2 separate regions of the Mus musculus genome follow, and region 2 is linked to region 1. A link is a contact called in ENCODE Hi-C or POLR2A ChIA-PET data. All regions are on one chromosome and are shown on one strand. The core of a region is the stretch at or near the end of the contact, and the rest is flanking DNA. Distances in the headings are between cores, read along the strand shown.

Region 1 (5,258 bases), core at 377-2,876:
AAGCTCCAGGATAGTTGGGCTACATACTGAAACCCTGTCTCAAAATACAAAACAATAACAACAATAATAATCATCTCCCTTTCTTGTGAAAAAGACAACCAACCCCGGTCAAGACATGTGTGTCCTCGAAAGCCAAAGCAGCATTTTCTCTGTCTGGTGGAACTGCCAGATTTATAGACCTTATTGCAGACCCTAAAATCTGAAAGATATGGTGGAAAAGGTTTAAAACAACAACAATCCCACCAGAACAGAACTTTCTCAAAGTGTGCAACAGCTATGAACTTTACGAGCGCCAAGCAAGGTTTTATGCCTGCTTTACAGATTGGTGAACTAAGGGGTGTGTGTGTGTGGGGGGGGGGGGAGCAGATCGTTTCCGTTAAATGCCTTTCTCAAGGTCACGACGGTGCAAAAACCACCGGGGAAAGAGGATCTCAGGTCTCCGACCTTTCTGCACTGGAAAGGCAGCACGGCGCAACGTGCTCCGCTCTGCTCGAAATCCCAACGCCACAAGGTTTTCGGGTTAAGGATGGACACCCCGAATGCTCTCCACCGAGCTCCACCGGACTTGGGTACCCCGTGGCGTTCCCGTCCGCACTCCCGCCGTCCCAGTCCGAGCGCCACTGCTCTGAGAGGGGCCAGTGAGGGTCACTTACCGTCGCTCTCCGCCCTGACGAGCAGGGACATGCCCTTCAGCCTCTCCACGTAGCCGGAGGACACATGGCCAGTACCCCGGTCGTCCCACTGCCGGTCCTCGTTGAGCGTGTAGACCTTCACCCGCCGTCGGGTGTCGGTCATCGTGCCGGCCGGGGGCCCCGCCCGAGTGGCCCAGGGACAGTGTCCAGAAAAGGCGGGCGGCCGCAAACGGGGAACTCCGGGACCTCAGTGCCACCGCTGGCCGCCGCGGAGCTGCGCCGCCGCTCGCATGGCCCGCTCCCGGGTCCGAGCCCCGGGCCGCCGCCTTCTCTCGTCTCCTTCTCCCCGGCGCTATTGTCCAGGCCGAGCGAGCGCGGCCGCCCAGCAGCCCCGACAGGGAACGCGCAGCACTACGCAGCCTACCGGCCCGCCGTTCCAACGAGGTGCGGCTCGGTTCACAGACCCGCTCCGGCCTCCACCATGACCTCCGCAGAGCCGCTTTCCCGCGCCGCCGCCTCCTCAGGCCGCCGCCGCCATGTTTTCCTCCCTTGTACCTGGCCCAGCCGCTGCAGCAGGAAGCCCCGCTCCGCTCCTCCCGCTTAAAGCATCCGAAGCCGGTGAGGTAGCACTTCCCGGGAGACTCCGAACGCCTCTGGCCACCCGAGAACCCCTGGCTCTTCTTAGAAGCCGCCTTCCCTACTCCGCCGCCTCTTCCGTCTTCCTCACAGAGCCAAAGCCGCCGCCATCTTGGCTCGCCCCTCAAAAGCGGCGCGCGGGGCCACCTAGGCAGTAGCGGCAGGGGCGGCCCGCAAGCCCCACCACTTAAAGCGACAAGACGGGAGCCGGCAGCTTCGCTCCGGCCGAGGCCTTGCACCGAGGCGGGCGCGGAGCTGCGGGGGTGGCGGGAGCGGAGGAGGCGGGACGCGAGTCGCGCCGGTGACGGACCGGGACTCCCTCGCGCTGCCCTGCGCGTACTGTCGTGCAAGCGCGGGCTGCGTGTGCGTCCGTCGCACTTTGAATTCGTCATCACCTCGGCTCCGGGCGGGGAAGGGGTGTGGAGTCTGTTGGCGGCTTCTGGAGCCAGACTGGACTCTGATCCCGGAGCTCGTCCTTTCCCGTGCGAGCCTTCTCCGGACGCTTTAGGGAGGACCTTTGCAGTCGGCCCTGGGGGCGCGGGCTGCTGGCGTCCTCCTCGTCCTCCCCCCGCCCTCCTCCTCCTCCTCCTCTTCTTCCCTTGGCCTGAAATAGAGAAGTTTCTGAGAGAGGACCGTTTGGACCGCGAGGTTGGCGGGATGCAGTGAGGCACGCAATGGCCGGGCAAGTCTAAAACCCTCGACGCGGTGTTCACGCGTGGCACTGCTCCCCGGGATCATTCTGAGCACTCACCTCACAATAATCAGCGGTTATCTCCCTTTCTCTGTCGGTTATCAAAGCTGATCGTCTGTAGCCCTAGGCTGGTTTGTTTGTTTTTTTAAACAAAATAACAAAACACATCTTGAAGGGCTTGCAAAGATAAATGCCGTACTGTATGAATAAGATGAAATTCTTTGTTTTTTTGTTTTTTTTGAAACACAGCCTCACAATGTTGCTCTGACTGGCTGAAGCAACGTATGCGAGAAGCTGGGATCTTTCTTAACCCACACCAGAGACAAGTGCTCGCAAAGACATACCTGAAATCATTCACCAACAAAACTCGGAAGCATGTAAAAACAAAGCAGTTGCTGTTTCTAAATACCAGAATGCAATCCTTTCAAGCATCTAGATGGAGCCCATGAGCTCCAAGCAGAGCAGGTTAGCAGTATGGCCCTCTATGCTGATTATTTTATAGCAATGCTTCTAACCTTCCTAAAATGCTCTGACTCTTTTATAACACAGTTTCTCTTGTTGTGGTGACCCCTCCCTCACTATAAAATCATTTTGTTGCTACTTCGTAACTGTAATATGCAGGATATCTGCTGTGTCCCGTGTTTGACCGCCAAGGGATCGAGACCCACATGTTGAGAACCACCTTTTTAAAGGCCCTTGGAGACTGACTAGCAGAGCTTACACAGTGAATAGTTTCTTATCTGCCTTGACTCTTTACCCATCAAAGAAGAAACTGTTGCTTTCATCCCTCTGAAACTGTTTTGCTGGAGTACAGAACCCAATAGAACACACCTAGCCAGTCTCAGTATTTTGTCTCCTGGCTTATTCTGATGATGGAAATCATTTACAAACTATTTTGTGTCTTCCAGAGCTTTCCTAAATTGCTATGATCCGGGTCTTCCTCTCCTCTATAAAGTGTCCTTTAGAGACTTTGAATCAGGGTACACCAGGATTTGTACTTCTCAGAATTTCAGAATTGCCAGCTTGTGTTTGGGAACAAGTACTGTGAGGAAATAATTTATTTGGCGTATACTTCTAGGTCACAGTCCATTGCTGAGGGAAATCAGGGCAGGAACTCAAAGCAGGAGCCTGAAGCAGAAACCATGGAGGAATGTTGCCTGTTGGCTTGCTCCCCTCATACTTAGTTTTTTTTTATAAAGTCCAGGACAACCTTACTCAGGGAATATTGCCACCTGCCATGGGCTGGGTGCTCCTACGTCAACTAACAAGCCCCCCCCCCCCCAGACATCCCCAATATCCCCACAGGGCAGTGACCTTAGCAGCTCCTCAACCAAATGTTTTCTCTCAGATGACACCAGGCTGTGTCAATTTGACAAAGCAAAGCAGGGCACATGGGATCTGTTTAGTTAGAGGAATGTGAAGCAATCTTGCCTTCTCTCCCAGTGCACACAACCAACCCTAGATTATTTGCAGACCAGAAGTTCACCTGTGGGGCGAAAAGCAAAGTTCCAGAAGCAGACTGCAGCTTGGTGGCTCGCCACATTTTGTTCTTTTTATTCACAACTTTCTTGCCATCAAGAGATAACTTTTGCCGGACGGTGGTGGCGCACGCCTTTAGTCCCAGCACTCAGGAGGCAGAGGCAGGCAGATTTCTGAGTTCGAGGCCAGCCTGGTCTAGAGAGTGAGTTCCAGGACACAGAGAAGCCCTGTCTCGGAGAGAGAGAGAGAGAGAGAGAGAGAGAGAGAGGAGAGAGGAGAGAGAGAGAGAGAGAGGAGAGAGAGAGAGGAGAGAGAGAGAGAGAGGAGAGAGAGAGAAAAGGGAGAGAAGAGAGAGAGAGAGAGAGAGAACTTTTATCAGAGCAATTTAAAGAGCCTATCTGCTAATGTATTGGATATACACAAGAACATGGGAACATATTGTTCAGTTTATTGAATAAAATGAGCAACTGTTAATTGACATATACCATAGATCATTAACTTTATTTTCTGAATATAGTATCTTTTTTCTGTCTTCATTTTTTAAATATGATGCTGGGGTTCCAATGCAGGCCTTGTATGTACCTGACAAGCACTGTACTGCTGAGCTTCATCTGCACTGTTAAATCCTGTTTCCTTTCCTCCTTCCTTTCTGCTCCCCTGCCCTTCCCTGACAGGTCTCATTATATACCCCAGGCTAGTGACCTAACTTTGAACTGATTCAGGCAACAGGAAACGCTAAACAATTCACTCTTCAGATCTAAAAACCTTAATATCTAATCCCAGCACTTCAGAGATGGAGGCAGGCAGATCTGAAGTGCAAGGTCATCTCTGGTTACATAGTAAGTTGGTCCCTGGGGGGGGCGGGGGAAGCAAATAAAGACGTTTGTATCTGCTCAAGTTCTGAGAAGGCCTTAATCAGAAAAAAATGCTCATATATCTGCCTTGCTCCTGTTAGGAGGCCTGGATCCTTTCAAGGTCACATCAAATCTCTACTTCCTTTTCTGTCTTGTACTTTATTAAGACCCCAATCCAGTTGCATTCATATTAACATCTCTGGTGTCCAAATGACAAGAGAACCTTTTGTTTTGAAGAATTACTTTGTGGTGGATTTTTTAAAAAATTATTATTGACAGAGAAAATAGCCTGTCTTGTTTGAGTATACAAGTGTCTGTGCACTCACTCCATTCTCTTCGCTGCTTTGAGACAGGATCCCATATATCCTAGGATGGGTCCAAATGCACTGTGTAGTCAAGAGTGACCTTGACTTCTCCTGGTCCTCCAGTCTCTACTTCCAAAGTACTAGTATTATAGGTGTGTGTACCACCACACCTGGCTTCTTTTCCACCTTTGATAATCCAAAGTGGCAAAGATGGTAGACATAAATGTATTGATTTAAAACAAAGAACAACAACAAAAACAAAATGTGGTCTTGCTATGTAGACCAAGCCATCCTCAAATCTCTATTTCCCTACCTCTGCCTCCTGAATGCAGTAGTGCACCATCACTGCACGATAGACCTTAAAAAAAAAAGCTATCTTTAATAGCCTACAGGTTGTGTCTTGGTTTTTGTAATTCCAAATACTCTTGCTAATTTGTATTTTGGGCTTATATGATGTCCCTTAAACAATGGGACATTTCAGTTCTATATCTGGTCACAGTGGCTAGGGTTGTACTTGACAAAAGTCAGGCCAATGTAGAGCTTATATTTTTCAGACTGAGGGAGAGGGATGGAGGTGTGCATATCATATGCACCCACGACTCCATCCTAAATGTAAATGAATATCTGCACCATTGAGAAGAAAGCAGACCATTCTGTGTGG
Region 2 (5,551 bases), core at 2,768-5,267, 890 kb after region 1:
CTATAAAGTTCATATTATGTAATACTCCACATAGCAAACTTCTGTTTGAACATCACCTATCTCTAAAAATTATTATGTAGTACACGAAGAGATAAATATATACTTACAATTTAGTCATCTGTTAGTTATGTTGTAGTCTGTTGCCTAGTTACGGCTGGAATTCTCAACCTTAACTACACATCAGTACCACCTGGGAAGCCCTTTTTAAACTGGAGAATCTGGCTTTACCTCCAAGATGAGGCTGGACTAACAGAACCATTACTACTAGAATTCTGAGAGATTGGTTTGACCTGGCTCTGTTCAGGAGAGAGATGAGTTAGGACTATGGGGCTCTTGCCACACATAGGCCCTTCCAGACACTACAACTCACCCACTGATTTGAATACAAATGCTTCTTGGAGATTTAAACGTAAGTAAAGCCAATCTTACTTCATTTCCTATAAGACAGTTGTTCTCTTCCCTTTTATTAAGTAGCATCACTTAAAGTATTTCTTGACATGTTAACCAAGAGCTCACCAAGTGATCTGATTACCTTTATAATCTTGAGCCAGTCAAGTGTGGAGATGGTAAAGGAAGTTACTTTTAATAGCACTCAACTCTAAAATACTTACTAGTCAATGTCTGTGTTCAGGAGACTGTGTTGGAGTTTGGCAAACTCAGTGGCCACCTACACTTTCTGCCCTTATTGCAAACTTAAGGGCCAGAAAGATGACTCAGCAAGTAAAGGCAAGGCCATCAAGTCTAAGGACCCACACTTGATTCCTAGCACTCACATGATGGAAGGAGAGCTGACACTTGAGAGCTGTCTGCTACCCTCTGCACCAGCAAGTGTGCTGTGGCGTGAAAATTCATGCACGCCAGGCGGTGGTAGGGCACACCTTTAATCCCAGTACTTGGGAGGCAGAGGCAGGCGGATTTCTGAGTTCGAGGCCAGCCTGGTCTACAGAGTGAGTTCCAGGACAGCCAGGGCTACACAGAGAAACCCTGTCTTGAAAAAAAACAAAAAACAAAAAAGAAAATGCATGCCCAAACACACAAATGTTTAAAAAAAAAAAAAAAAAGTCCTTAGCTTCCTTGTTTATACAGCTGTTAAGACAGCATTTTTGCACTAACAAGTACTTGAGGATTCCCAGCTCATAGCAGTTTAAAATAAGCTCACAGCTACCTGTAGGCTATGAGTCATTACTATTGGCATAGATGGGTTTGGTCTGGTTTTACTTAGAAAAGAAGAAAAGAGGGAAGCCTTATGGGCCTCTTGCCACACATGGACTTCTACAGACTGGAGGTATAATGACAATGGTACTAAGAAACAGATGCTTCACAGAATTCACAGCCATCATGAAGGAGTATCATCCATAGGAGAAACCCTTAGTCCCAGAGAGGCACCTCATATTTCAGTAGCTCCTCAACTGGCTTGGGAAGCAATGCAGTGAACATCATCTACAGAGATGTCTTTCTGCAAGGACATGAGCAGGGAGGGCAAAAGTGGACATCTGTGAGTCAGAATGATTCACCAGAAAATGGGTAAGAGGGGAACTAGAGCGAGGGTCTTGGTCATGGACCTAAATCCATAGAGCTTCATCTAGTGAGGACCAGGACAAGCTGCACTTCAGGTTTGGTGTGGGTGAGCTAAGAATGTTACCAATAGGACAGGGCCAACTAACTGCTTAAGGACTATACTCCTGGCGGGTGCTTATGAGAGCACATATTAATAGTCTCTTTTATTAACGTTTTGTACGTGTGTGTGTGTGTGTGTGTGTGTGTGTGTGTGTGTGTGCACGCGCGCGTGCCTGTGCATATGCGTACAGGAACCCAAGATGGCCAAAGGTATCACAGCCCTTTGGAACTGGAGTTGTGAGCCACCCAACATGTGAGCTGTGAGTGGAGAGCTGGGAACCAAACTCAGATCCTCTGGAAAGGCAGCAAGCACTGTGAACCCCTGAGCCCAGCCATCTCTCTAGCTCTAGGTGCCTTTCTGCATGTGGGGCCATAAGAAGAATTTTGTTTTTATTTCAGAAATAAAATATAGCATTATTGCTTTGCTTTTCAAGAGTGTTTCTTTGTAGCCCTGGCTGTCCTGGATCTCACAGGAATCTGCTTGCTTCTGCCTCCCCTGTGCACCACTGCCTGGTACTGTGGTATTTTTAAAAAAAGAATTGGGAGGCTGGGCAGTGGTGGTGCACTAAGAAGGCAGAAGCAGGAGGATCTCTGAGTTCAAGGCCAGCCTGGGCTACACAGAGAAACTGTGTCAAGAAAAAGAGGGGGGGGGAGGCAGACAGAAGGGGGTGAGAGAAGGAGGGAAGCAGCCTTGGCTTTGAAAAGCACACACCGTATCAGAGCCACACACTCTGTCTTGTCATTTATTTTTATTTTATTTTATTTTTTTAATTTTATTTTTTGGTTTTTCGAGACAGGATTTCTCTGTATAGCCCTGGCTGTCCTGGAACTCACTTTGTAGACCAGGCTGGCCTCGAACTCAGAAATCCGCCTGCCTCTGCCTCCCGAGTGCTGGGATTAAAGGCGTGTGCCACCATGCCCGGCTTGGTCATTTATTTTTTTAATATTAAAGTGATCCAATTTTTTTTTTTTTTTTGGGCAAGCTTTTAACAAGAACTGAATCTTTTGTTTGTTTGTTTTGTATTTGTTTTTTGAGACAGTCTTACTGTGAAGCTCTGGCTTACTATCCCTCTGCCTCATCCTCAAAAGTAGTTGGAGTTACAGATGTAGGCCACATGGACGAGGCGTTTCTGCGTCATAGCTAATTCATATACTCCTCACCACAGACTGCAGATTTAAGTAACCATGTCTCAAGATTGGGGCTTTTTTTTTTTTTCAGATGAAGAAATCCAAATTTAGTTGTGGCAAAGTAACTTGCTTTAAGTATAGGGTAAAGAGTCAGGATTAGCATAGTCCCCAGACAATCTGTATCCTGATCAGGCTTAAGCTCTTTTGTTCTACTCTCTCTCCTGTGTACGGAGGTAAACAGTTAAATAACTCCTCCTCTCTTTTCTTCTTTGCAGAGCCTCTCTCTCTCTCTCTCTCTCTCTCTCTCTCTCTCTCTCTCTCTCTCTCCATGTGTGTGTGTGTGAGACTTTTTAAAAACAAAAAACAACTAACCCCACATCCCACATATTTCTTAATATTTTTCTCTAACACAAGGTATTTCCCTTAAATACCACCTGCCTCTGCTTTCCAAGTGCTGGGATTAAAGTTTCTTTCCCTTTTCAAGAATAACAGACACTGCTGTGAGTCTTATTTTGCTGAGTCTTCTATCTGGATTCATGCTGGAAACATGTAGACTTTTTTTGTTGTTTTGTTTTTCAAGACAGGGGTTCTCTTTAAAGCCCTGGCTGCCCTGGAACTCACTCTGTAGACCAGCCTGGCCTTGAACTCAGAAATCCACCTGCCTCTGCTTTCCAAGTGCTGGGATTAAAGGCATGCGCCACCACCACTGCAGGCACATGTAGACTTTTTAAGAGATAATACCTTGTGTTGGACTGGACCCCACAGTTCTTTATAATTATTACAAAGTGTCACCTAAGATATGGAATGGATGGAGCAAAACCGAAACCGTTGAGATCATAACACGGACTGGAAACCAAGCAGAAAGCCTTGTTTTTAAAAGGCAAATGGCTACGTGCGGGTTTCACAATCAGGAGAGTTGGACGAGGAGACAGACGCCTGGGCGACCGCGCCCCGCTTCTGGATAGGAGCTGCATTCCCTATTGTGGGCTCAAGAGTCGGATCCTTGAGAACCCTTCCGAGTCCCCCGAGAGCCAGGCCATCAGATCGTCCCCAGAGCAGTCTTTGTAAAAGGCGTGGGGCGGGCAGCGCGCAGGGGTCACCGAAGGCGACCCTGTTTCCCCTCCATGCGAGCGTTCCCCAGAACCCTCCCGCCCGCATCACCACCACGGGTGGCGCCGGGGTCCCCAGACCCACCTTCAGCCTGGTGACAAGGCGACCAAGGACAGCCGCAGGGAGCTAGGCCACTGGCGCCGGCGGAAGCCGTGACCTAAGGAGCTGCCACTCGCCGCGCCAGCCCTGATGAGAGGGGGTGGCGTCGGCAAACCGGCGCTTCTCTCTCCCTTCTCACGCGCGAATCCCGTACATCTTAAGCTGTGAATGATCGCGACACGTTTTGAATAAGACGTGGATCCAGGCTGACAAGGTTTGCGAGCTTTTGCGCTGTCCTCTTCCCTGACCCGGTTCGTCACCACCCCTACAGATGGTGTCGCCCGGGTCGTCCCCGCCTCAGCCGCTCTGCTCAGGCCCAAGATGGCGGCCACCACACAGGGGCTCCTGCCGGCTGCTCTCCGCCGCTGAGCGCGCGCTAGCTCTGCTCGCTCTCCGACCTGCGTTCCACTAGGGGTTGGGAAGGGCGGCGGACGGTGCCGGGGGGAGATTGGCCTGGCAGGTGAGGACGGGAGACGGAAAGGAGCCTTCGGGTTGGGAGGAGGCCCTCAAGGGGATGGGTTCCCGCGTCGGCCCGGTGTCGCCCGGACGCGCTCCCGCGGTTTCGGTTGTGACAGTCTCCGTGGTTCCTGGAACAAGCGTTCCGCAAGGGGGAAGAGAAGTGACTTTTCCCCGGGCTGAAACCTCGGGGTGTTGGGGCGCGCCTATGCTTCCTCCTTGCCCTCCCTCCTGTCTAGTTCCTCTGAGCTTTCATCAGCTGGAGCTAAAAGTTAATCCGCGTCCAGCCTGGGCTCTTTCCCCTTGTACCGCCGTACTCCCCAAGCCTCCCCATCTCTGCCTTTCCCATCTTGGGCTCAGAGAACACGAGGCCAGCAGGTGCCTTCGTAGCTCCTTAATTCCAAAGACCCTTGAGAGGCTCATGCCACGCCTTGATAGAATTAACTTCTCTCGGCGCTACCACAATCACCACGTTTCCCAAGATCCCATTCCTAGTTTCCTTGCTTACGTACTTTTCAGGAAACCAGAAGTCAGGCCATATCCAGCCCCAGTACTCTGGCCCCTGTGACAAGGAGAACTTAAGCATCATCTATGCCTACTTTTCTACCCTTTAATTTTACGATTCCTTTGCCCCTTTCAAAGCCTTTCTTTACCTGAACGATTAAAGAGAGACTTCTCCCACTGTGAGCCCCAGGACTAGTCCAGATCCGTCTTTGCGTATTTCTCATTAGTTGACCTCAGCGTGAACGATCATTCTTGAGAAAGCAAGTATCTGGTATATATTCGAGATGAAGCAGAGGTAGTCGAAGTCACTGCCCTGGGGGAATTCCCGATATGGTGGGTTCAGTGCGTTCAGCACATTTATTTCTATTGCTTCGAGCACTGTGCTTGGTTTGGGAGATGCAAAGATGATCGCTTTTGGACACAATCATCATCCCTTGGCAAACACTCCTCCTGCCTCCTTTGTGCTAAGTAATGAAGCTTTACCTGGGGACAATGAAAAGCTTGCACCTGAGCCAGATCAAGAGGAATTTGCTAAGCCTGGGAGAACAAAGTTATTCCTGGGTGCAGAAGAGGGATTAAAAACTTGAGAAGGCTGAGCACTGTTGGGGAGATTTTTAACAAATCAAAAACTGGAAGA

What was found. Hi-C counts contacts between places; a loop is a spot of excess contacts on that map. ChIA-PET counts read pairs that join two places held with the same protein, here RNA polymerase II (POLR2A).
Region 2: a loop to region 1 is called in a map of T-helper 1 cell, with 3 times the contacts of the local background. The contact joins the promoter of Ndufb1 here to the promoter of Ppp4r3a in region 1. A Hi-C loop is called at or near these places in 1 of 37 maps with a recorded cell type or tissue (T-helper 1 cell). POLR2A ChIA-PET finds 5 or more read pairs at or near these places in 1 of 5 experiments (embryonic stem cell).

What each region holds. Positions count from the first base shown.
Region 1 is chr12:101,082,076-101,087,333 of GRCm38, forward strand. It overlaps Ppp4r3a (protein phosphatase 4 regulatory subunit 3A), which reads right to left and starts at 1,627. Exons shown (of 15, transcript NM_211355.2): 1 at 654-1,627. The coding sequence starts at 795. D130020L05Rik (RIKEN cDNA D130020L05 gene) reads left to right here and starts at 376. Exons shown (of 2, transcript NR_038050.1): 1 at 376-2,424.
Region 2 is chr12:101,971,721-101,977,271 of GRCm38, forward strand. Ndufb1 (NADH:ubiquinone oxidoreductase subunit B1) reads right to left here and starts at 4,018. Exons shown (of 3, transcript NM_001378525.1): 1 at 3,940-4,018. Cpsf2 (cleavage and polyadenylation specific factor 2) reads left to right here and starts at 4,254. Exons shown (of 15, transcript NM_016856.3): 1 at 4,254-4,414.